3 separate regions of the Mus musculus genome follow, and regions 2 and 3 are each linked to region 1. A link is a loop called in an ENCODE intact Hi-C map of the cell type or tissue named here. Cell type or tissue: heart. All regions are shown on one strand. Links, peaks and the distances in the headings refer to the core of each region. The heading gives the core; the rest is flanking DNA.

Region 1 (7,693 bases), core at 1,574-6,573:
TGCTTTTTCATACAGACACTCTCTGTAGCCCTGGCTGACTTACAACTTAACTTTGTTGCCATTCTGGCCTCACAGTAATCCTGTCTCAGATTCCCACTTGCTGGGATTAGACTGAGCCATCATGTAGGATTTGGATTTTACTTATCAACAAGAAAAGTGAAAACAACTGAAATGAGAAAAAGTAAGGTTGGGCAGCACTAACTACAATGAGAAAACCAACACTTCATCAGGTATTACTTGCAAAGCAAAAATGTTAGAGCTGGCCAAGTATTTAATAATGTTTAAAGTCCTCTATTAAAATGTAAGCTCCATGCTTTTTGTCTTTAAGCTTCAAAATTTTTTATTTTGTTAGTATATTCTAAGTAGCTATACTAATTCTTGGCCAATAGTAAATGCTCAACAATATTTGTTGGATAATATTTTTTAATATTTATATGTATGGGTGTATCTGCACCTACTAAGTGCTGTGCATGCAAAGGCCGGGAGATGGTGCTGGATCCCCTGGAACTGGATTTACATATGGCTGTTAGCACACAGGTGCTGGGAACTGAACAAGGTTCTCCTAGAACTGAACAAGGTTCTCCTAGAAGAGCAGCCAGTGCTCTTAACCACTGTGGATCAATTTTTAAGGCAAAGAAAGCAGAGACCTAAAGATTTTACTCCTGTCTTCATTAGGATATTATTCATACCATACTTACTGGCAATGCTAAAAATGGCATTCAGAATCTAGTATTCTATCATCTCTAGAAGACAAAACTCAATTTCAATCTTTAGTTAAGAAAGAGTTAGAGGAGTGTTTGGCAGGCATTCAAAAGGCAAGGGAAACATAAACTAAAACATTTTCACTTTTTTCTCTAATTTGTTGCTTTAGTTAAAACGATAAAAGCCAAAAAACTAAAAAGCCAACCTTAATACAATGTGTTACATCTAATACTTAATAAAATATTTACAGAAGCAGGCATAGCAATGCATGCCTTTAATTCCTGCACCTGGGAGGCTGAGGCAAAGTGATCTTTGTTACAACCAGGTCTAGAGACCCTGTCTCAAAAACAAACAAAAACTCTTTCACACACACACACAGACACACTGGCTGGCTGAATGAATGAATGAACGAATGAATGAACTAACTAACCTATTCCAAAACGATCATTACCAGAGGCAGAAACTAGCATCCAGTTAATCTTCATAACTGTTTAAGAGCTCTTTAACAGGTTTGGCATAGACACAAGATTTATTTCTTCCAAATAAACAGAGGAAAAAGAGGTGAAATTTAAAATGTCCTTTGCTGGGCGGGCCCAGTGACACACACATCCATAATCCCAGCTTCTTGGGAGACTGGGGCAGAAGGATCACTAAGTCAACGAACCCAGACTAGAATGGCAACATAGCCATACACTTTGAACCTTCCACATGTCTACCTTGAAGAATCTCCCACTTGAGTATACCATATCTAGCTCTGTGTTAGAAGAGCAGAAAAAAGAAACACAAGGTAACATAAATAAATCAATAATGAATGTGAAACCAAACTACACCATTATCTGACTTAGTTCAAGCAGCTAAAACTTTTTAAACAAAAAGTATGAGGAACTGAGGAGATGGCTCAGTAGGTAAAAACACTATGTAACATGAGGAGTGGAATTCAAATCCCTAGTACCTACATAAAAACCTAGCACGGCCAAGCATGCCTATAACCCCAGCAGTAAAGAGCAGAAACAAGCTGGCCCGCCTAAATGGCAATCTCTCATTCAAGGCTGCAAGGCAGACAGTGATACAGGAAGACACCTGACATTCTCCTCTAGTCTCTTCATGCACTCCAACCAGCACATGCACCTGCACACTCATATGTGTGCAACACACACACACATGTTAAAATCAAGGACTGGAGATATGGTTCAGCTCAAGTTAATAGCACTTGTGGCTCTTGCAGAGGGCTCAGGTTCGGTTCCCAGTAGCCATATGGTGGTTTATAACCATCCATAACTCTAGTTCCAAGGGATTTGACACTCTCTTCTGTCTTATATGGGCACCAGACATGAATGTGGTATACATATATACATGCAGGCAAACACTCATACACAAATAAGTAATTATATCTAAGAACTATAAATCTGCTAAGTTTGAAGGAAAAAGATACATTAGTAAATATTTTAAAAACTTTTTCCCCTGTGCCTTTATAATATCTCACTATATCTTAGTATTTTAATATCTAAATATTTTAAATTGACTTATTTGAATTATCAATTTAAGTTCAAACATGAAATACTAAAGAATAATTTCCCCTTAGTGATTCAGCATTTACTCTGGATACATTTTAACACCTAACTATACAACCACAAGAACATATGCAAATTATGAAAATGACTACAAAACTGAGAGCCTGAAGCAAATTTCCAGAGATAAGTGATCCTAAACAGAAACTAAAAACACAGTACAATCCAAGAAGAAAATAAAGTAGGCACACAACCAAGAAGCAATTCTACAGAAGTCTTCAAGGGAACAAAATCTTTAATAGGGGGGTCGGGGGAAACTACCAGAATTAGCCAACAGAGTCAGAATACAAGTGCCTGCCAACAGAGATCATGTTTAAGGCAGGTCACTATCTAGACTCAGAAAGCCAACACCCAAAAGTCAATGTTTCCATTCCTCAAATGTGAGTTTCAGAAGGACCCTTCTAAACAGATTCATGACAAGACTGGGCCATCTTAAAAGTTCTTCCCTGTTAGATGCAAGTCAAAACACAATGACCCACAGGAAATAAATTTGGAAATGTAAAGTTTATGAGGTTATTCCTAAAGGCTGTCTTACCTGTGGGATGCCTCTGTGTGTGTGTGTGTGTGTGTGTGTGTGTGTGCGCACTATAATACACACACACACACACATACAGTATATATAGAATCACTTTTGCTGGGGATATGGCTCAGTCGGTACAGGGCCTGTCTAGCCAGCATGAAGTCCTGAGTCTGATCCCTGGCGATGAATAAACTAATATAGTGGTACAGTCCACTTGGGAGATGGAGGAAGAAGGATCCAAAATCAAGGTCATTCTTGATATTCTTGATTACATAGTGAGTTCAAAGCCAGCTTGATCTATTTGAGACCCTGTCTCAAAATAAATAAGTAAATAAAATTTCCACCCTGGCTCCTGGGGAAAATACTTTTTTATCTCCAAGTTCTTGGAAAGAAACACCTCAAAACCTCTTTATCATAACATAGAAATAATCTATTACCCAAACACATGCCCTACCTTATAAGTACAGGCAAATCTAGGCCAAGGAGACAAGATGGCAGGGAGCTATCACAGGGCAGGCTGATAGGCTGAGGTGGGCTTATACCAGGGAGTACACAGCCCCCAGCTATGGAGAAGGCAAACTTCTGGGCAGTGAAGATGAAAGGGACTGGCAGGTGTTTGGTACCTCATCCCTCCTGGGTGTCTTGAGATGACTACGCTTGGTTTTACAGAAACGGAGAACTCAGGTTCTCCTAAGTGAGTGATGTTTAGATGTATCCCTCGAGGATGGGGCTCTGAAGGAAGAGAACATTTTAATAATGATGATGATGATAAAGAGGCGAGACTCCGAGAACAGACTCCGAGAACAGCTTTTGGTCGAGATCGTCCCAGGACAAAGTTATCTCCCCGGTGGTTCCGGGCACCAGGGAGGAAAGAGGCGCCCCACCTGCAGAAGGCTGGCACCATGACCCCTCGGACGACGATCAGAGACGGCGCCCTCGCGGGTGGGAAAGTCTGCAAGGGGATCTGAGCAGAAGTGAGTGGGTCAAGTGCCCGGACAGGATGCGACTTCTGGAAGCCAGGCTGACTTGAGGGAACTGAGGGGAACTCGGCAGTCGTCGCTCCCGCGGACCGGAGCAGAGCGAAGCTGAGGGAACCCTGCCCCGCCGAAGTCGAGCCTCGCATCGCCCGCGGCCGCTGTCTAGCGTGAGCCCCACCGGAGCTCACCTGGCGGCCGTCAGGCCCGGAGGAGAAACTTGCCGAGAAGGTGAGCGCCGACGGGACCTGGAGGAGAGCGGCGCGGAGACCCGCGGCGGGGGCGGCGGCCGGGTGGGAGCCGCGCGGGGCGGAGCCGAGAGCCCGGCGACCCGGGGCGGGGGTGCGGCGGCCCCGGCTCGCCGCTCCCGCTCCGACTCGGGATGGCGCCCGCACTCCTCACACGCGCTCCCACCGTGCGGCCCGAGGGCAGCCGCCGCGCCAGCGCCCCAGAGCGGTGGAGGGGGGGAGGGAGGGCCGGGGAACCCCGGCGGGTCGAGCCGGGCCGACCGGCGGGCGGCGTTACCTGTGTCAGGGAGAGCTGGGCTGCCGCAGCCATGGTGTTTCCATCATGCACGGGAGGGGAAGGAAGGACGGACGGACGGGGGCCCGGGGCGGGAAGGAGGCGGAGGGACAGGCCGTAGGCGAGGCCGGCGGCCGGGCGTCTCCCCGAACTTCGACAACTTCCCTCCTCACGCCGCCCCGCCCCGCCCCGCCCCGCCGGCCTCACAGGCCGTGGCGGCGCGCAAAGCCCGGAGCGGGAGTCTGAGCCGCGGAACCAGGCCCTGACCCCGGCCTCCCTGGAAAACCCGGTGCGGATAGGGCTCTGGGGTGGACGGTCAGCGGAGGCGGCGCCACAGAGACCTGAGTTTAGGCAGGTCACCCACCATCCTTCTTCCTGGGCTGCTGTTTTCTGTAAAGTGCGGGGAGAAATTAGAACCATGTCCAGGTGGGTTGTGGGAACTAAAAAAGTAATGGTACTAAGTAATGACAGGAGCGGTTTAGTAGTAATAACATTAAATAATTCTGATTGTGTGTGATTCTGCACTAAATGCTTTTGTTTGTTTGCTGTTTGTTTAAAACAAGGTCTCTCTCTGTGTAGCCATGGCTATCCCGAAGCTCACTGTATAGATCAGGCTGGCCTCAAACTCACAGAGATCCACTTCCCTCTGCCTCCAGAGTGCTGGGATTAAGGAGATGTACCACTACTCCAGGCCTAAATACTTTTTTAAAAAATTGTGTGAATAGGGGATTTGAAACAGAAAGAAGTTATACAAATGAGGATGGTGAAAGCCAGCCAGGCATGGTGGCACATACCTTTAATCTCTGAGAGTTCCATGCCAGCCTGCTCTACATAGTGAGTTCAAGGACACATAGTAAGGCCCTGACTGAAATAAAAAGAAAAGGGCCTCCCCGAAAAGAAAAAACAAAACAAAACAAAACAACTCTCTTACCCGAAGTTTAAAAACTAACTAGAAAGCTGGATTACAAATCTTTCTACCTGCTATCACATTAAGAAGGCATGTAAATCCTTCTAAAGTAAAAATCTTGGGAGCAAGAAGGAACTGCTTGCCTTGCCTGCTCCCTGTCCTGCCTAGACTGTTTAATTTAAAAAAAAAAAAAAAAAAAAAAAAAAAAAGCAGGTGTAGGGCCACAGTGGAGTTCAGAGGTACAGTGAGTGCATAAAGTCCCATCTCAAATTCTTTTTTTTTTTTTTGTCTGGTTGGTTGGTTGGTTTTGGTTTTGGTTTTTTGAGACAGGGTTTCTCTGTATAGCTCTGGCTGTCCTGGAACTCACTCTGTAGACCAGGCTGGCCTTGAACTCAGAAATCTGCCTGCCTCAGCCTCCCAAGTGCTGAGATTAAAGGAATGTGCCACCAGTGCCCGGTTCCTCTCAAATTCCTTTTTGTCATAAATGCCACCTCTTGACAGAGTATTGTCTCTCCAAACTAGTGTTCATACTCTTTTGTTGACTTTACTAGAAGAGGGCAACAACCTCCTAATGACCTGTTTACATAAGTCTAACCACCCCCCTCAGCTCACCAGTGGCAGAGATTTTTTAATATATATGTATTTTAACACCATAACATTATAGTATATGCTTAAATGAAGGCCTTTGTCCTGCCTGTATTCAACATTATACACCTTACTCTTTTTCATTTTGCCACACTTAGTTAGAATAAGGAACCGCTTACCTGAAATTGTCATCTGCAAAGGTTCTTATTTAGGGTGACTACTGCCGTGATGAAACACCATGACCAAAGACAACCCGAAGAGTAAAGAATTTATTTCCCTCACAGTCTGGTCATCATCAAAAGCAGTGAGGAAAGGAATTCAAACAGGGCAGGAGCCTGGAGGCAGGGTCTGAAGCAGAGGCCATGGTGGGGTGCTGCTTACTGACTTACTCAGTTTGCTTTCTTATAGAACCCAGGCTTGGGCCTTCTCCTACCAACTACTAGTTAAGAAAATGCCCTACAGTGAGGTCTTATGGAGGCTTTATCTCAACTGAGGTTTCCTCGTGTCTAATAAATCTAACTTGTGTCAGGTTGATGTAAAACTACACTCAGTTTGTATGTAGCCTACTTCAGAAGGTCTAGGAAGTCTGCATACCAGCTTTTAGTTACTTTGATATGACTTTTTTATTCTGCCTTTTTTATTGTGTGTGTGTGTGTGTGTGTGTGTGTGTGTGTAGTACTTGGGGAGGGGGTAGATTCTCTCCTTCCACCATGGAGGTTTCGGGGATGGAACTCAGGCTAGCAGTCTTGGCAGCCATTGCACTAATCTAGTAAGCTGCTTCAAAGGCCATATCCTCTGCCTCGTTTTAAGAGTTAGTTGATGACCTGCCTACATCTGACTGGCCTTAAAGAAGACTAACTCTCTACTGCAGGTCCCTCAGACACAGAAGTACCCAACCTCAATATGTGTTTGCTTCCTTTTTCCCTAATGGTGGTTTCCAGGACAAAACCCACACGTCTATCAGGGCCACAGCCTTTATCATTATAATAGGATTCCTCAATACACTGAGACAGCTGGAAAAACCCAAGATCTAGTTGGCTCCACTTCCATTTTTAGACTTTTTCCATCAGAGGCAAAAACCAGAGAGGTCTCAAGAACTCCCTTCCCAAGTCTACCTAGACTCCTCTGATTTGATCCAGCCTCAAAGAGCAAGTTATACAGGTCTGATGAGTAAACACTTAGTCAGGAGTATCTCCTTTGACTTCTTTTTGCCATTATTCCTTTTGGCTCAAGGGAGAAGAGGAGAAACTATTCCAGTTTGAAACATCAACTATAACCCAACTGATATTTCTATTGGCATCTATTACTTCACATTATAAGTTTGAACTTCACAAAAACACCCTAAAAGGAAGCAATTATCACACTCACTTCCCAAATGAGGTACTCAGCACCACAGAGGTCAAATAATTTGCCCAAGGTTACATGTCTAATAGCAAAAGCAGTTGATATATTGAAATGAACAAAACTTAGAGATCAGAACCATTGGTGTAACTGAAAAGTCACTTACTAATTATAGGAATTTAGGGGGGCTGTGAATGACGTATGAAGTGTTTGAAGTTGTAGAGAGAAGTGTAGAAGTTCAGAAATCTGAAAGTCAGACAAGTTTGTGTTTGAAGATGGGCTGGTGAGATGGCTCAGCAAGTGAGAGCACTGACTGCACTTCCAAAGGTCCTGAGTTCAAATCCCAGCAACCACGTGATGGCTCACAACCACCGGTCTTTGAGCTGGAGCGAGCAGGGACTGAGCAAACAGAGTTGAGCCAAGTGAATGGGGCTGACCAGAGTGAGCGGGGTTGACCAGAGCAAACAGAGGTCCTTAAAAATAAATAAATAAATAAATAAATAAATAAATAAGTTCCCAACAAGCACATGAAGGGTCACAACCATATGTACAGCTTCAGTGTACTCACATACAT
Region 2 (7,693 bases), core at 1,319-6,318, 430 kb after region 1:
ATGATTTGCCTGGCGTTCTAACAGAGCATGGCTTTCTGCAATCTTGTGACTCCGAAATTCTGGAAACATTTCAGAGGTATAGAAATGCTAAGGCCCTGAGAGGTGAGGTTGGTTGTGGTTTGTTAGTAGTTGTGCTTAAAGAAGAAACAAAAGGAAAGAAACTAGACCCAGGGATGGATGGATGGATCTCTCTCTCTCTCTCTCTCTCTCTCTCTCTCTCTCTCTCTCTCTCCCTCCCTCCCTCCCTCCCTCCCTCCACCCCTCCCTCCCTTCCTAATGATAGGAGGTAAATAGGAGGTAAAATTGGTGTGTGTGTGTAGGGGTGGCAAAAAGAACCCACAAAGTAGCAAAGATCAGCTACAGAGTCTCTCAGTGGGACCCAAGCTAGCCTTGAACTTCTGATCCCCCTGCCTCACCAAGTGCTGAGATTACAGGCATGCACTGCAGTGTCTGGCATTCACATTCCTCTTATTCATTTTATTTAATTATGTGTACATGTGTGTGTGTGGGGGGGTATGTACATGAATGTGAGTGCTCAGAGGTCAGGTGTTCCTTAGGAGGAGCTAGTGTGTACTCTTAAGCACCGAGCCATCTCTCTAGCCCCTTACTTATGTCTGAGACAGGCACTCACTCTGTTGTCAAGGGTGGCCTCACACCTGTGCCCATGCTTCTGCTTCACCCTCCTGAGAGCTGGGACTACAGGCATGAGCTGCCATGCCCAGCTGCATTTTTGAAATAGGGTTTTGCTAGTTGTCGAGTTATCAGTGAAAAATAAAACCTGACTGGTATCACAACAGGCAGAAAGAATACACACCACAGTCAAAAATATCCTCTGGTTTTGATTGGTTCCCTCCCTCCCTAAGCCATTTATGCCCCTCTGTAAAGGATTCCAGCTTCTGCTAAGATGCTCTGTCTGACATTTGGAAGTGCTCCAGGCACTCAGCAGTGCTTTGCCATTTCTGGTACATCTGAAGCCTGACCTTGGGATGAAACACTCGTACTTACCTTTGCAGGCTCCACACCAAGATTTATGGATGATCACCATCAGCGGCAAGCCACTTGAAAACAAAGAAAGTATATTATAGTAAAATCCTTCAAAAGTACTCTAACAAAATGATTGGTAATGCAGAAATGTGGTTTTTGTATGGTTTCAAAAGAAACTGTAAAACAATCCAACTACTTAAGTCATAGATTATTTTTTTAAAGACGTATTTATTATTATATCTAAGTACACTGTAGCTGTGTTCAGACACACTAGAAGAGGGCATCAGATCTCATTACAGATGGTTGTGAGCCACCATGTGGTTGCTGGGATTTGAACTCAGGACCTTCAGAAGAGCAGTAGGTGCTCTTAACTGTTGAGCCATCTCACCAGCCCAAGTCATAGATTATTATCAGAAAAACAAGTATAAATACTGATGTTTTTATAAATTCCACAGATTTGGGCTTTAAAAGTAGGGAGAAAAAAGGTAGAAGAAAAACATCAAATTACAATATTCTAAATGTTACTGTATTTCCAAATGATTACTATTACATAATTATTGAAAGGGCAAAAAGTAACTTTCATTAGTATGATAAATATAAAATAAGTAATAAAATTATTGATAAGGCCAGGGAGATGGCTCAGTGGGTAAAATACTTGCTGTGTAAGCATGACAGGTTGGGTTTAGATTGCCAGGGCCTACAGTCACTAGAACTTCTGGGACATTTTCATTTGTCTTTACAGACCCTATGCCAACATACAGTATTACTGATATCAAACATACAGTATTTACCATATACCACTGCTATTCTACATGATTAACTAGTTAAATAAGTTCTAGGTAAACTATTTAGCTATCTCACCTGAGGCTTAAGAATCTGAATAGACTGACTCGTTAAAGGCTTGTAAACCACAAGTGTAAGTAGATGGCAGGATCCAGGTGATCATAATGAAAATGTGTTGAATGTGACTATTATATGTTAAATACTTTGCATGCATTATACTATACAGCCCCACAAAGAACTCTAGAAACGTTTTTTAAAAATTACAGTTATGGGCTATGCATAGTGACACACATCTTTATTGCCAGCAATCTGAAGGCTGATTTCTCTTTTTTTTGCCTTTCTTCTCTTTATTTGTGCAAAACCAGAAATTAGCAACACATCTTGTTAAACCCTAAGTGCTTTGTTTAGAATATTCCATCTTGCTTCCTTTTTTTTTTTTTCAGTAAAAAGATTGGAACCCAGTCTCTTATCGTGACTGAGTCCATTCTTCCAAGATGTCACTGTTGGAGAAAATGTAAGTGTTTCTGGAGTGAAGGAGAGGCTGATTTCTTAATTCAAGGCTAGCTTGCTCTAAATATTGAGTTGCTGGCCAGGCAAGGTGATGTAGTGAGACCCCGACCCTTTTCCCCCAAGTAAATAATTACATTTGCTTGTGTATGTGAAACATAATTCTATTTATTTGAGTGTGTGTGGACCCAAGCATGCTTCAGGGAGGGAGAGAGCATGTACACTGTGGAGCTCAGAGGTCCTCTCCTTCCATGGAGTAGGCCCTGGGGATTGACCTCAGCTCCTTAGGCTTAGAGGTGAGCACTCTTAGCACTCCAGGACATCTCATCTGTCCTCCTTTTGCTTTTGACGCAGAGTCTTTGCTATGTAACCTAAACTAGTCCAACACTCGTGGCAACCCCCCTGCCTCAGCTTCCTGAGCGATAGAATTACAAGCATACACCATCACACTCATCTAGGGTAGACACTATTAATGTTCTCATAGAAAAGAGAAAATTAATCTGTGATGTTGATCAATGGTAGAGCACTTACTCAGCTTGTACAAGTTCTGGGTTCAATCTCCAGCCCAACCCAAAAAGACCAAGAATCCTAAGAGATTGCATATAAAATAAAAATGCATAAATCATTAAAAAGAAATCTGACTATATAAATGTAAGTTCTGCCATTTATAAGTTAATAAAAATTAAAAAAAAAAAAGGACTGACTCCCAGACCAATGTTCTTTTTGGCCATGACAATTAATATCCTTTATTTAGAAGAGTCATCTAGATAAAATATGTAGTTTTTAAAAAGATTTATTTTATGTATGAGTGCTCTATTTGCTGTATGCTTGCACAACAAAAGAGGGCATCAAACAGGAGGGAATGGGAAACAGATCCCATTACAGATGGCTACGAGCCACCATGTGATTGTTGGGAATTGAACTCAGGACCACTAGAAGGACAGCCAGTACTCTTAACCACTGAGCCTATTATTGACAGTCCTAGAACATGTAGGGTTTGTTTTTTTTGTTTTTTTTTTTCTTTCCATTTTTTATTAGGTATTTAGCTCATTTACATTTCCAATGCTATACCAAAAGTCCCCCATACCCACCCACCCCCACTCCCCTACCCGCCCACTCCCCCTTTTTGGCCCTGGCGTTCCCCTGTTCTGGGGCATATAAAGTTTGTGTGTCCAATGGGCCTCTCTTTCCAGTGATGGCCGTTTTTTTTGTTTTTAAGATTTATTTATTTTGTGTATTTGAGTATGCTGTCTTCAGGCACAGCAGAAGGGGTACTCAGATCCCTGGATGGTTGTGAGCCAACATGTGGCTGCTGGGAATTGAACTCTGGAAGAGCAGTCAGTGCACTTAACCACTGAGCCAGCCTGAACATGTAGGTTTAAATCCAAGTCAATCAATAATTTACTAGAAAATCAGAAATGAAGGTTGAAAAAGGTTGTTGAGGTTGCCTAGCTCAAACCTACATTTCATACATGAACCTTTCCTGCCCTTCATATATATCAGAGGTGGTAGATACTACAAAGGAAACATTAACCAAGGCAGTCCACCAGTTTTCAGAGCATGCGTATTTTAGAATGGCTTAGTCCTGTCAAACATCTATTAGCCATTCTAGAATAAGAGTTAGCAAAAATAATCTGTAGGCCAAAGTCAACCCACTGGTTGCTTCTGTACAGACAAAAACACCCCCTGGGCTTTTTTGTTTTGTTTGTTTTTAAAGGTAGGATCTTACTCTGTAACTCAGGCTGACCTCAGATTTACAACAATCCTGTTTTCACCTCCCAAGTGCTGGGACTACAGGTGCGAGTATCATACCTAGTGAAAAATTTGAAGGTTGGAAAGCAAATCTAAGGGCTGGAGAGATGGCCCAGTGGTTAAGAGCACTGACTGCTCTTCCAGAGGTCCTAAGTTCAAATCCCAGCAACCACATGGTGACTCACAAACATCTGGAATAGGATCTGATGCCCTCTTCTGGTGTGCCTGAAGACAGCGACAGCATACTCATACATAAAATAAATAAATCTTTAAAAAAAGGAAAAAAAGAAAAGGAAAGCAAATCTAAATTATTTTTTTGACACAAATATAATTTGGAATATGTTTGTTAACTCTTTACAAGTAGCAAGAAACTTCCAAGGTCTAGAAAGTCTAAAAAGTTGCATTTTGTTCCTTAGCAGACTATTCTACAGTGATATTTCAAATAGTAACTTTTCTAAAGCTCTTCCTCAAACACCTCCTAGCCACTGGTCAACAGTCAGTAATAACCCTGCACAGGTTATTCTGGGATGGCTGGCATTCATCCTGCTAAGCATGTTTGCACTTCACACAGCTGCCAAGTCTGAAGAACTATATGGATAATGAAAATCCAATACTGTTTGCTACCAACAAAACTAAGAGTAATGTTTGCCTTAGAATATTCAATAAACATGCAAGGTGCTACAATATATAGGCCAAGCAATCAAGCCTCTCATATAAAGATACTACATGTACATATAAAATACTAAGTTGCAGAGGAAACAGTAAACTACATCAAGAGACCAGCAGGTAATTTTAGAAGATTTTATTAGAGAAAATATCTGGTGGTTGTCTTACACAAATATCAGTTTCCCAGGGACAGAACAAAAGATATATATATCTGTGTTCCAAGTGCCAGGTCAGAAGCAAGAGGCTCTGTGCTCAAAAGTACTTGGAGTATGAAAAGGCCATTATGAATACAAAACTGTTATCTTCGGTTTCTACTCACAGTTGACTTAATCCCGATGGAAGGCCAACAGTGGTGTGTAGTATTCCTAAGTAGACTCCAACCGAAGCCCCCTGGTGTTTTTGGAGCTACCACTCAATGCCTCAGCTTATGCTAACTACACACTCAGGGTATGGCAGTGGCAGTTAAGAAAACGAGTCAAAACTTGGCCATCTTACTACAGTATGCTTTGCAGACCTTCGGACTATTCTTCCTAAACAAAGTACAGTAGAATAGTCAGACACGAGCCACAGCTGCTGCCCACTACCTCATTAGTGCAAACTCTGGTTCAGATACTGAAGAAACATGTTGGCCAATTGAGGCAGATTCTCGTTATTGGGATGCATTTTGGTGTAGGAAATAAACTGGCGACGGAGGCGACTCAATTCTGCTAAGGTCAAGGGTCGGGTAAATCGGAGGGGCTCCGTGGTGCCAGGGAGCTTTAGGAAGTCTCCGGGCACAGCGCTCTTCTGGGCTTCCATCACAGCGGTCAACACCTGGCTTGTGGCCTGATCCAACTGGTGCAGAAAGCTGCCAGAGGCTAGAGGCTGAGACTGCGTAGACTGATGGGGCGGGGGAGCCCGATTCTCAAACAAGGCAGACCGGATCTCCGCGAGGGGCAATGGCTCTTCTAAACCCACCACAGTGAACAAGGGGCGATCCCAGCGGTTCCGGGAGTCGGGAGACTCAAAGCGCAGCGCTAAGGACTCCAGAACCTCGGGAGGAAAGGCACAGGACGCAGGCTCTGCAGATTTCTCGGACCCCGGGGTCATTACAGCGGAAGGGTTTGATGGCAGGATTTCCTCTGGATCCAGTTCCTTTGAGACAGCGGCCAGAACTCCCCCGTTGGCTACGGGGCTGGTGGCGCGCTGTTCCTCCACAGCGCCAGCCGCCTGAGACTTCCCGCCGGTCTCGGCCCGCGGTCTCCAGCTCACGCTGACAGCCAGGTCCCGGTTCTCGGAGGCGGAAGCCTCCCGAAGCTCGCGGCTCGGCCAGTTCGGCCGCACGCAGTAAAGTAAGCAGAGCGGCGTGCGCGCGGCCCGGGCGAGGCAGTACAGCTCGTAGCGGAAGCCCTTGATGTAGTTCACCGAGTCCAGGATGACCACGTCCTGCCGGCTCAGGCGCCGCTCCACCGCAGCCCGCAGCGCAGCCCGCAGAGCCTTCTCACCAGCGGAGTCGCCGTACACAGTCGGGTCCTGCGCGCCCAGCACCGAAGCATCGTCCACCACATACACCGCGCGGCCCTCGCTGGCCAGCGCCCGACGGAGCTCCTCCGTCCGCTGGCTCTTGCCGCTGGACGGCAGCCCGCAAACCACGACGAGCGGCATGATCTCCAGGGGCATCCATGTGCGGATGTTTGGCGTCAACTTCCGGCAGGAACCGGAAGAGAAAACCGAGCTTCCTGTTCCCTTACACTCTTACGGGACCTTTTGTTTCTATGGGAAACCGGAACTCTAACCAACCAGATCAAGGACCAACATTCTCAGAAAGGAGACGCAAAGATTAGAATGGCGTTAGTTATTTACACCAAACGTTAAAGGCCTCAACAGGATAAGATTACCCTCCGTCAAAGAGGGTATTTATTAAATGGGATTTAATGGGCATTCAACGAAATTACTAGCACCACATTTAGCATACAGAAGGCAAATTACAAATGATGTTTCTCTATTCAGGACTTCTCTTACACCTAGTAGCTCTTAGTAAATGTTTATTCATAACAACTATTTCAGTCGTCAACATCCTTTCATGGTTGGGGTCAGAGATGAATAAAAACTGTTCCCCTAGGAAAATCAAGGTTCAAAAAAACAATATATATATGGAAAAAAGGAAAAAAAAATCAAGGTTCGTATCAGGAAGCATTAAGTGTCCACGCAAAGTAAACACTTTTATGGGTAGCTGTACTTTAGTGTGAAGAACAGAAGTGAAAAAGCTGCCCGGAAACCTCCTTGAAGACTTGATTGATGCTTGAATTTGTTTCTATTTGTTTGGTAGAGAGGGCTGCTGGGCTAGAACCTTGTGAATGCTCTATGCCTCAGCACTATACCCTCGGAGCGAACTTGATTTTGAACTTGAAAGAATAATTGAAATTTCCATCGTGGATAGAGTCGCCAAATACAATGAAGATTTTCCAATTAAATCTGATTTTGAGATTTTTAAAAAGTTGCATAAGTTACATGGGCATATTTAATTTTCCTTTGTGTGAAATTTAAATTTAGCTGGGTATCTTTTTTTAATTAAACTTGGCAATCCTCCTGCAGAAAGCTTGAGTTGAGACCCCCGTGTCATGAGACTTAGGATCTGTTTTACAACAGCAAGCACAAGTGTGATAGGTACAGAAGTATAAATGTGAGTATGTGTGTGACAGGAGTATGATATAATATAGGACACACATGCTGGAGTAGAGTAAGTCTCTAATACAGTACAGGAGACACATGAAAGTCCACTTAATGGTTGTTTAAAGACTGGGAAGTGGGGCTGGTGAGATGGCTCAGTGGGTAAGAGCACCCGACTGCTCTTCCGAAGGTCCGGAGTTCAAATCCCAGCAACCACATGGTGGCTCACAACCATCCGTAACGAGATCTGACTCCCTCTTCTGGAGTGTCTGAAGACAGCTACAGTGTACTTACATATAATAAATAAATCTTTAAAAAAAAAAAAAGACTGGGAAGTAATTTCACTTTTCAG
Region 3 (7,693 bases), core at 1,319-6,318, 400 kb before region 1:
GGATTTCTCCCTGGCTGTCCTAGAACCTGCTCTGCCTCGAACTCATAGAGATCAACCTACAGAGACCTTCCAGAACTGGAATTAAAGCTGTGCTCCCACCGCCTGGCTTACTGAGGGTTTTTTTTTCCCCCAAATCTTCAATAAGTATTACATATCTTAATGACTTCATAATATCCTACCAGAACCTTTAAAATTTTTCAGTTAGCACACAAAACACAATGGGTTTCGTTTTAACAATTTCACAAATAGTCAATGTTGTACTTTTGCCCATATTGTCTCCTCAAAAACCATTTGTCCCTCCTTCCCTCCTCTCACTAGTGGTCCCTTTCCACCACACAAATAATCCTCCTTTCTTGTCATAATATGTGTGTGTATATAAACAAATATATCTGCCCATAGATTCTGTATATTAGACAATATTTGTGTTTCTGAGTCTGTCTTATTTTGCCCAACATAAATATCCGCAAATGAGTTAACCTCAATTTTTTTTTTTTTTTTTGAGACAGGGTTTCTCTATATAGACCAAGCTGCTCTTGAACTCAAGAGATCCCCCTGCTGCTGGCTCCCTCCCAAGTGCTGGGATTAAAAGTATATATCACAGCCGGGCATGGTGGTACATGCCTTTAATCCCAGCACTCGGGAGGCAGAAGCAGGCAGATTTCTGAGTTTCAGGCCAGCCTGGTCTACAGAGTGAGTTCCAGGACAGCCAGGACTACACAGAGAAACCCTGTCTGGAAAAAAAAAAAAAAAAAAAAAAGAAGTGTATATCACCACATTCAGTCTCATTCTGTTTTAATTCATTCTTTTTAAAGGAAAATAGAGCTCCATTATCTGCACCACATTGTCCTTACTAGTGAGGAAGGTGTAGCCTGGCTCCATAGTTTGGCTATTGTAAACACTAAAACTAAACAAGCACGTATAAGAATTCTTAAAATTTAATTCAAAATTGTGCACTTTTGCAAGGTGATGGTGGTGCACACCTTTAGTCCCAGCACTCAGAAGGCAGAGGCAGGCCATCTCTGTGAGTTCAGAGACAGCATAGTCTACAGATTAAATTCCAGAACAACCAGGGGTACACAGAGAAACCCTGTCTTGTAGGAGACTGGTCTGGTTCTGCTTGTATTCAAATGCTAAATTCTGTGCCCCAAGATCTGGTTGTTCCAAGACGAGCAGACCCCTTGTCCTCCAAGTTATCCATGGTTAGTAAAGATGCCTACAGGCTAGGCTGGGCAGAAGAGAAGGGGTGGAGCAAAGGTTTCTAGGTGTAGGAGGGTCTCAGACAGGGACCATGAGGAGAGAGGAGGAAGGAGGAAGAGGGTGTGGTAGGTGAGCACATGATCCTAAGGCTGGCCTGCTGGAGTAGGAGCAGCCCAGGCTGAATATGGCAAGTGGTATCTCGGGGTTATAGATAGCAAAGTAGGCAAAATAGCATAGAGGGTTGATATCTGTCCAATGCTGGTGCTTTTATTATAAAGTTTATTATAAATATAGAGGTTTATTATAATACTTATTATAAAAATTTTGTGTCTTTTATTTGGGAGCTAAATGATCTAAGGGGTTGCAGAAACCCCCTTATAATATTTACAACACTGTCTCAAAAACAAATTGTGTCCTTTCTAAGAGCATGCTAAGCTCTCATATCATTACTAATTCTCAAAAGCACATAAAATAAACATAATTTTACTACATTCATTTTTGGGAAGGTACTCAGCTAAACAAGTAATAACTAAGAATCTACATGTCATGTCTTATGTTTGTGTGTATGTATATATGGGCATACATGCATTTTTGTGTGTATGAATGTAATACTACATATCAAACCCAGGGCCTTACATATGCTAAACTAGACAGTGCTTTACCACTGAGCTACATTTCCCACAGCTGCATGCCAGGACTTGTGGTATAATCTTTACAATAAGTTTCTTGATTTTCTTATAATAGTTGCTTATTTTTAAATTAATACCAAAAAAAAAACCTACAATAAAGATTACAATGATCAATTTTTTTTTTTGTTTTTTTGTTTTTTTGTTTTTGAGGCAGGGTTTCTCTGTGTAGCCCTGGCTGTCCTGGAACTCACATTGTAGACCAGGCTGGCCTCGAACTCAGAAATCTGCCTGCCTCTGCCTCCCAAGTGCTGGGATTAAAGGCGTGTGCCACCACGCCAGGCACAATGATCAATTTTTAAAGAAAGACACAAACAAAATGATGCAGTGTTTTAATTGGTGAGAGGATCACAGGTTCCTAAACACAAAAAAGATTAATGTGTTTAAAGTACAGAGACACAGTCTTCTAAATATCTTTTTTAGTATATGAAGGCTGTTCACACCAAATGCGATTAGAAAATTTTTTCCAGTTATAAACAGTGTGCACAATATGGCCTATAAGACCATTCCAATACTATTCTAATAGGAGAAATCTTTGGCTGGAAATGTAGACCAGTGGTAGAGCTTTTGCCTAACATGCACAAAGCTCTGGGTTCAATCTCCAGCTACTGCAAAAGGAAGACATTTTCAACGGGGAAAGAAAGACTGGGAAAAAAATGTTATTGGAATTTAATAATGTGATTAAAAATAGTCATTTTGATTTCCAAACCAAAGTCTTGATGTACCTCAAAAATATTACTCTGCCTCTGGGCACAAGTCCTTTAGCTAATATTAATAGTGACCCAGGTATTGTGGCATACACTCCTATAATCCCAACACTGAAGAAACAATTAAGACTGGCCTGAGCTATATATATATATTGAAACTATGCCTCAAAAAAAAAATAATAATAACAAGCATAGTGACTGACAGAAAGACAGAAATCAACTACAGTTGTTAGAGGTTTTAAAAATTTACAAAATTAAAACAAAGTTATAATCACATTAGGACTAGGATAAATTACACCATTTGTTGCTGTCCTCATCAAAACACAAACTGGGTAAAAACTACATCTAAGAAATGGACATGGTGAATCACACCTGTAATCCCAGTACTGTGAGAAGCTGGGGTAGGAAGACTATATTAAATTAGATGCCACCCTGGGATGCACATAGGGAGACACTAAGATAAAGAACTCAGGCTATTCTAAAGCCTACAAAATGCCATGGCCAACTCTTCTTTTTAAAAGCATCCTTTTTTAGTTTATATGTTGCAGTATAATCAAAAAGTATATATAAGCATATTCCTAGTGTGCCAGATAACTACTAGAAAAAAAAACAGAGCAAAATCTTGGAAAATGGTCACCAAAACACTAAGTAAAAATGTAGTACTACCTACAGAGACTGTGAAGTAAAGTCAGTGTGGGAGAAAATCTGCCTTTATTTGAAAAATATAATTCCAAACAATATGTGTATGGCACTAAAATGTGTTTTTTCAGTAAATATCAAGGGGCAAAGAAAATATTCACAGTGTAGTGTTAATAACTGCAAGTCTTTCCAGATGCACACAGCTCTCCTTTCAAAGGGCCTCCCTAGGATACTTACATGCCAGGATTACTACAGGAGGGTTTGGTAAGGGAACAATCTTTACTTTGAATTAATTAATTAAAGGACACCAAACAATTGAAGTCTGTAAGGGAAAGGAATCTGCAAATGTGGACGGGTTATTAAGTTTGTGAATTCACTGCAGAGATACATCCTGCCTCTCTGCCTCCTTATTTTCTACCCTCCAGATTGCAATAAGGCCTCCAGCGTCTCAACTGCCTACCCCTCTTTGAAAAGGACCACAAAGCCCGACTAGTCTCATCACCTCCTCATCACTCTACCTTTTCACTCTCCACTTCATACAATACACCACACCCATAGCAACACACTCTCCACACCACACATCACTGTCCCCTCATGGAATAACCCAAACACCCCACAATTAACCCACATTCTACACATGCCTCATAAGACTGAGAAAGAGCCCACATACATAGTAACCCCCAAATCACTATATCCCCAAACGTAAAAATATCATTCAACACAGAGAGAGAGAGAACATATGAAATACATGTTCCCCAAGGTTCACAATATACACACATCCTGAGCCACGTAGGGTAGAAAAGCCCACACTACAACCACTGCGGTGCTCAAACAAACGCTGGGAAGAGGCCACCGCGCTACCACCCCGAGGCGCCAAGTTGGAGGTGGGAAGCGAGCAGAGCCAGACACTTCACCTGAAAATCCGCAAGGATCATCTCCCGGTCCATGTTGGACGCCATGGCGGCCGCCGAGCTCCGCGGCTCCGGGAACGAAGCGCGCACCTGGGAGCGAGACGGCGCCTCCTGCGGCCGAAGCTGCGGCCGCCGCCGGGTGGCGAAGGGCTGGCGGGCGAGCCGGCGGGAGGGCCGGCGGACCGGCGGGCGGGGCAGCGCGGGAGACTAGGTGCTCATGCACTCGGTAACCTTCAGCCGCCCTGAGCCCGCCTGCGCCCCGCGGAGCCCTCGCCGCAGCTGCCGGGACGGGGAGGCTGGTCTCGATGCCGGGCCGGTCCTTCCGTCGCCGCCTGGGAGGAGGACAGGTTGCGACAGCGCGCGCCCGGCTCCCTCCAGCCACGGCAAACCCGACGGGGGCGGGGAAAGCGAGAGAAGGAGCAGGCGGGCCAACGCCACAGCCGCCTCCGCCTCCTCCGCTTCCTCCCCGGCCGCCGCCTCCGCCCCTGGTTGGCCGGCGCCTGGGCTGTCGCACATTTTGCCTGTCATCGAGGTCGCAAAGCGGCGCTTTGCGGCTGTCACGTGACTGCCCTCCTGTCAAGCGCTTTGGCGCTCGGCTTGCGGGCGGGGTCGCCGGCCTGTGTGGCAAGGACGCCGTTGTGCGTCTCCCCCACCCCCCGGAGCCTGAGGACCCGCAACAGGTTATTCCGGTTTGGGTTGAAGCCTAGGCCTGGAGGTGCGGCCTCCCCCTGGCCGAGGCCGGACTGTGATTCGGCGCCTCACGTGCTTAGTCATACGCAAAGCACCGCCAGCCTCAGCCCAGCTCAGCACACTCCATAAACCGCCTGGCCAGCAGCATTCCTAACATTGTAGGTTTTCCTCTCACCAAAATACCTCCTCGTGGACGGTCTCTCACTCTCAGCCTTATGGTAAAAAGCCGCTTACATACTGTCACTCCCTACCTGGAACCTCCTATTTCTGAGTCTGCAATCTCAGGCACAAACACTGAGGTATCCAGCAGACAATAATATGTCTGGAACATAGAAACTCAGAGGGTGAGGATTCAGACCTCAAAAGGATGCTGAACATTTTTAAGTTGATATTTACGGGAAAATATTTCTACTGCAATATCTACATTTTTAGAGCATTACATGTAGAAAACTTGAGTACACTTTCACATATTTTATTTAAAATATTTTCATAAGTAACGGTATGGTACACTTACTCATAATTTCTGAAGATTTCAACTAATGGTCAGAAATTAGCAACCTTTGTACCTAAAACATCCAAAACCTATATGACAATTTGTAATTGCCATCTAGGCCAAGGAAGGGTGACAATATATTCAATCTTGACACACACACAAACACACACACACAAAGTAGGAACTTACAGACTTTTAAAGGACACATCCATGCCCTGGAAAGTATGTTAAACTCTGGAAATGTTAAACAAAAATAAGAACTGATGAAATCACCATAAAGAATTCATGCCTAAGCTTTTTAAGCTAGGAGTGTATCCATTAAAAAAAAAAAAATAGAAAGACTGAATCAAATATTCAATCCCTTGAATGCAAAGAAGTGTGCTATTTATGTTAAGATCTTGATTTGCTGGAGATGAAACTCAATAGTAGATAGAGCACTTGCCAGGCATACACAGGCTCTTGGTTAGATCCCTAAAACCACCAGGTGGAAAAATGGATTCCATGGTTCTCTTACTAAAAGCAATCTGGCATACAATTCTGTGATAACTTGTATGTTTTTTTTATTTATTTGTTGTATTTTATGAGTGTTTTGCCTTTGTGTGCATATATATGTACCATATGGTGCCTGGTGCCCATGGAGGCCAGCAAGGGATGTGTGAATCCCTGGAACTGGAGTTATGTATGGTTATAAGCCACCATGTGGGTGCTGGAAATAGAACCCTGGTCCTCTTCAATAGCAAGTACTCTAAATCACTGAACCTCCCCAGACCTATAAAGTGAACTTGTTTTAATGTGCAGAATCAGCTAAGTAAGAAATAGAAACCCCTGAGTCTGATGTGCTGATCCATGCCTTTAATTCTAGCACTAGGGGTGCAGAGGCAGGCAGGGCATAGAGAGTTCCAGGCCAGACTGGGCTACATGGTGATACTGGTTTTTGTTTTGTTTTGTTTTGTTTTGTTTTGTTTTAAAAGGCAACAACAACAACAAAACTTTGTAGTCTTTTTCCTTGCTGTACCTAAAAGGAGAGATTCTGAAATTGTCATAAATAGGAATCATGAGGTGAAACCCAATGTCAACAATATAAGTGAGGCAATCCAATAACCCAGTTAGCATGGGCCCTCAGAACAAAGCAGGTATTCAGTGTTATATATGGCCAGGCTAATGAAACCCTGCAAAACTGACAAGTGACTACCTCAGAACTCATTCAAACACTACGCACATTCCTCTTTCCCTTCTCTCCATCTGAAAATTGAAATAATACAATACATGCAGGGAGATGGGAGTAACGACCCCGATATTCAAACATATGAGGTTTCAGAATGATTTCCCCAAAAAATTAGCTGTCGAAACATGGATGAGTCATTCAACTATTACTAATTTCAACTCCTGACAAGATCGTTTCAGGAGATAAATGAGAAACTTCAAATCTTTGTGTAAAATTAGCATACATTTCATAGCATTTCTGTGTTTGAGACCTAACTTTGCCCCTTTCCAACCTCTCTATGAATCTTTAATCTCTCACTCAAAACTAAGAAAACTTAGCAGTTTCAAACAGTGAGTGACATACTGCATAGGAAAACTGCCCATAGCCTTAAAGCCTCCTAATGTGCTAGCTGTTACTCAGTATGCTCCTCCTCCATGTTCTTCCAAGGCCTCCCCTTTCATTACGCTTAAGCTAACAAGAATGCCTGCCTTTTTCCCCCAACCATGGCCTTTAGTACTTTAACAAAACACAGTTCTGGCAAATTCTATGAATTTTTTCCTGTAATTGTTTAATCAACAAATGGTTTATCTCCTTCTACAGGTTGAAAGTTTCTTGATGGTTATAAACCATTTCATCCAGTATTTCTTTTATATTCATCAGGGTACATCCATAACAAAAATCTTGGGTTCATACTAATAATTTGAATTTTTATTGTTATCTCTAGCCAGGCATGGTGGTACACACATTTAATCCTAGCATATGAGAAGCAGAGACATATGGGTCTCTGTGAGTTCAAGGCCTGCCTGGTCTACAAAATGAGTTCTAGGACAACCAGTTCTGTTACATAGAGAAACCCTGTCTTGAAAAACTGAAGGAAAAAGAAAAGAAAAGAAAGAAAAAAATGTACAGAATGAAGGGCAACGTTGTTTTGTTTTGTTTTTTAAGATTTTTGTCTAGGGTCATGAAATAAAGTGAAAGGACTAGGACGCAAGTCGAGGTCAAAACTAGTGCTCTTCCCACTTTCCCTGGTAACTCCTTATAGTATCACCCTCCTTGCAGCCAAGTTTATAAAGTAAATGAAAAGTTGTTTCTTACATATGGTCTAAGTATTATGGTTGAATAACCAGCATCCAGAATAAATATCTACTACAAAAAAATTGAAGGGA

The links. Peaks named below come from ENCODE experiments on the same cell type or tissue, not always from the same donor. Only the 100,000 strongest peaks of a DNase experiment are listed, where the experiment ranks them.
Region 2: a loop joins it to region 1, with 2.9 times the contacts of the local background. A loop is called at or near these places in 2 of 42 quality-filtered maps.
Region 3: it touches region 1 in a loop (7-fold over the local background); 2 of 42 quality-filtered maps call a loop at or near these places.

Annotation. Positions count from the first base shown.
Region 1 is chr4:109,277,041-109,284,733 of GRCm38, reverse strand. Eps15 (epidermal growth factor receptor pathway substrate 15) reads right to left here and starts at 4,459. Exons shown (of 25, transcript NM_007943.3): 1 at 4,290-4,459. The coding sequence starts at 4,322. Gm40225 (a long non-coding RNA gene) reads left to right here and starts at 4,411. Exons shown (of 3, transcript XR_868003.2): 1 at 4,411-4,712. In heart, for the core only: CTCF peaks have their summits at 4,308 and 4,522; a DNase peak (open chromatin) is centred at 4,433; H3K4me3 peaks cover 1,731 bases; H3K27ac peaks cover 1,455 bases.
Region 2 is chr4:108,846,534-108,854,226 of GRCm38, reverse strand. It overlaps Txndc12 (thioredoxin domain containing 12 (endoplasmic reticulum)), which reads right to left. Exons shown (of 7, transcript NM_025334.3): 3 at 1,006-1,058. It overlaps Kti12 (KTI12 homolog, chromatin associated), which reads right to left and starts at 6,370. Exons shown (of 1, transcript NM_029571.2): 1 at 4,815-6,370. The coding sequence starts at 6,336. The coding sequence ends at 5,281. In heart, for the core only: a CTCF peak has its summit at 4,256 (motif pointing left); a DNase peak (open chromatin) is centred at 5,916; H3K4me3 peaks cover 1,888 bases; H3K27ac peaks cover 1,006 bases.
Region 3 is chr4:109,673,523-109,681,215 of GRCm38, reverse strand. Faf1 (Fas-associated factor 1) reads right to left here and starts at 4,589. Exons shown (of 19, transcript NM_007983.2): 1 at 4,144-4,589. The coding sequence starts at 4,188. In heart, for the core only: a CTCF peak has its summit at 4,247; a DNase peak (open chromatin) is centred at 4,635; H3K4me3 peaks cover 2,240 bases; H3K27ac peaks cover 1,872 bases.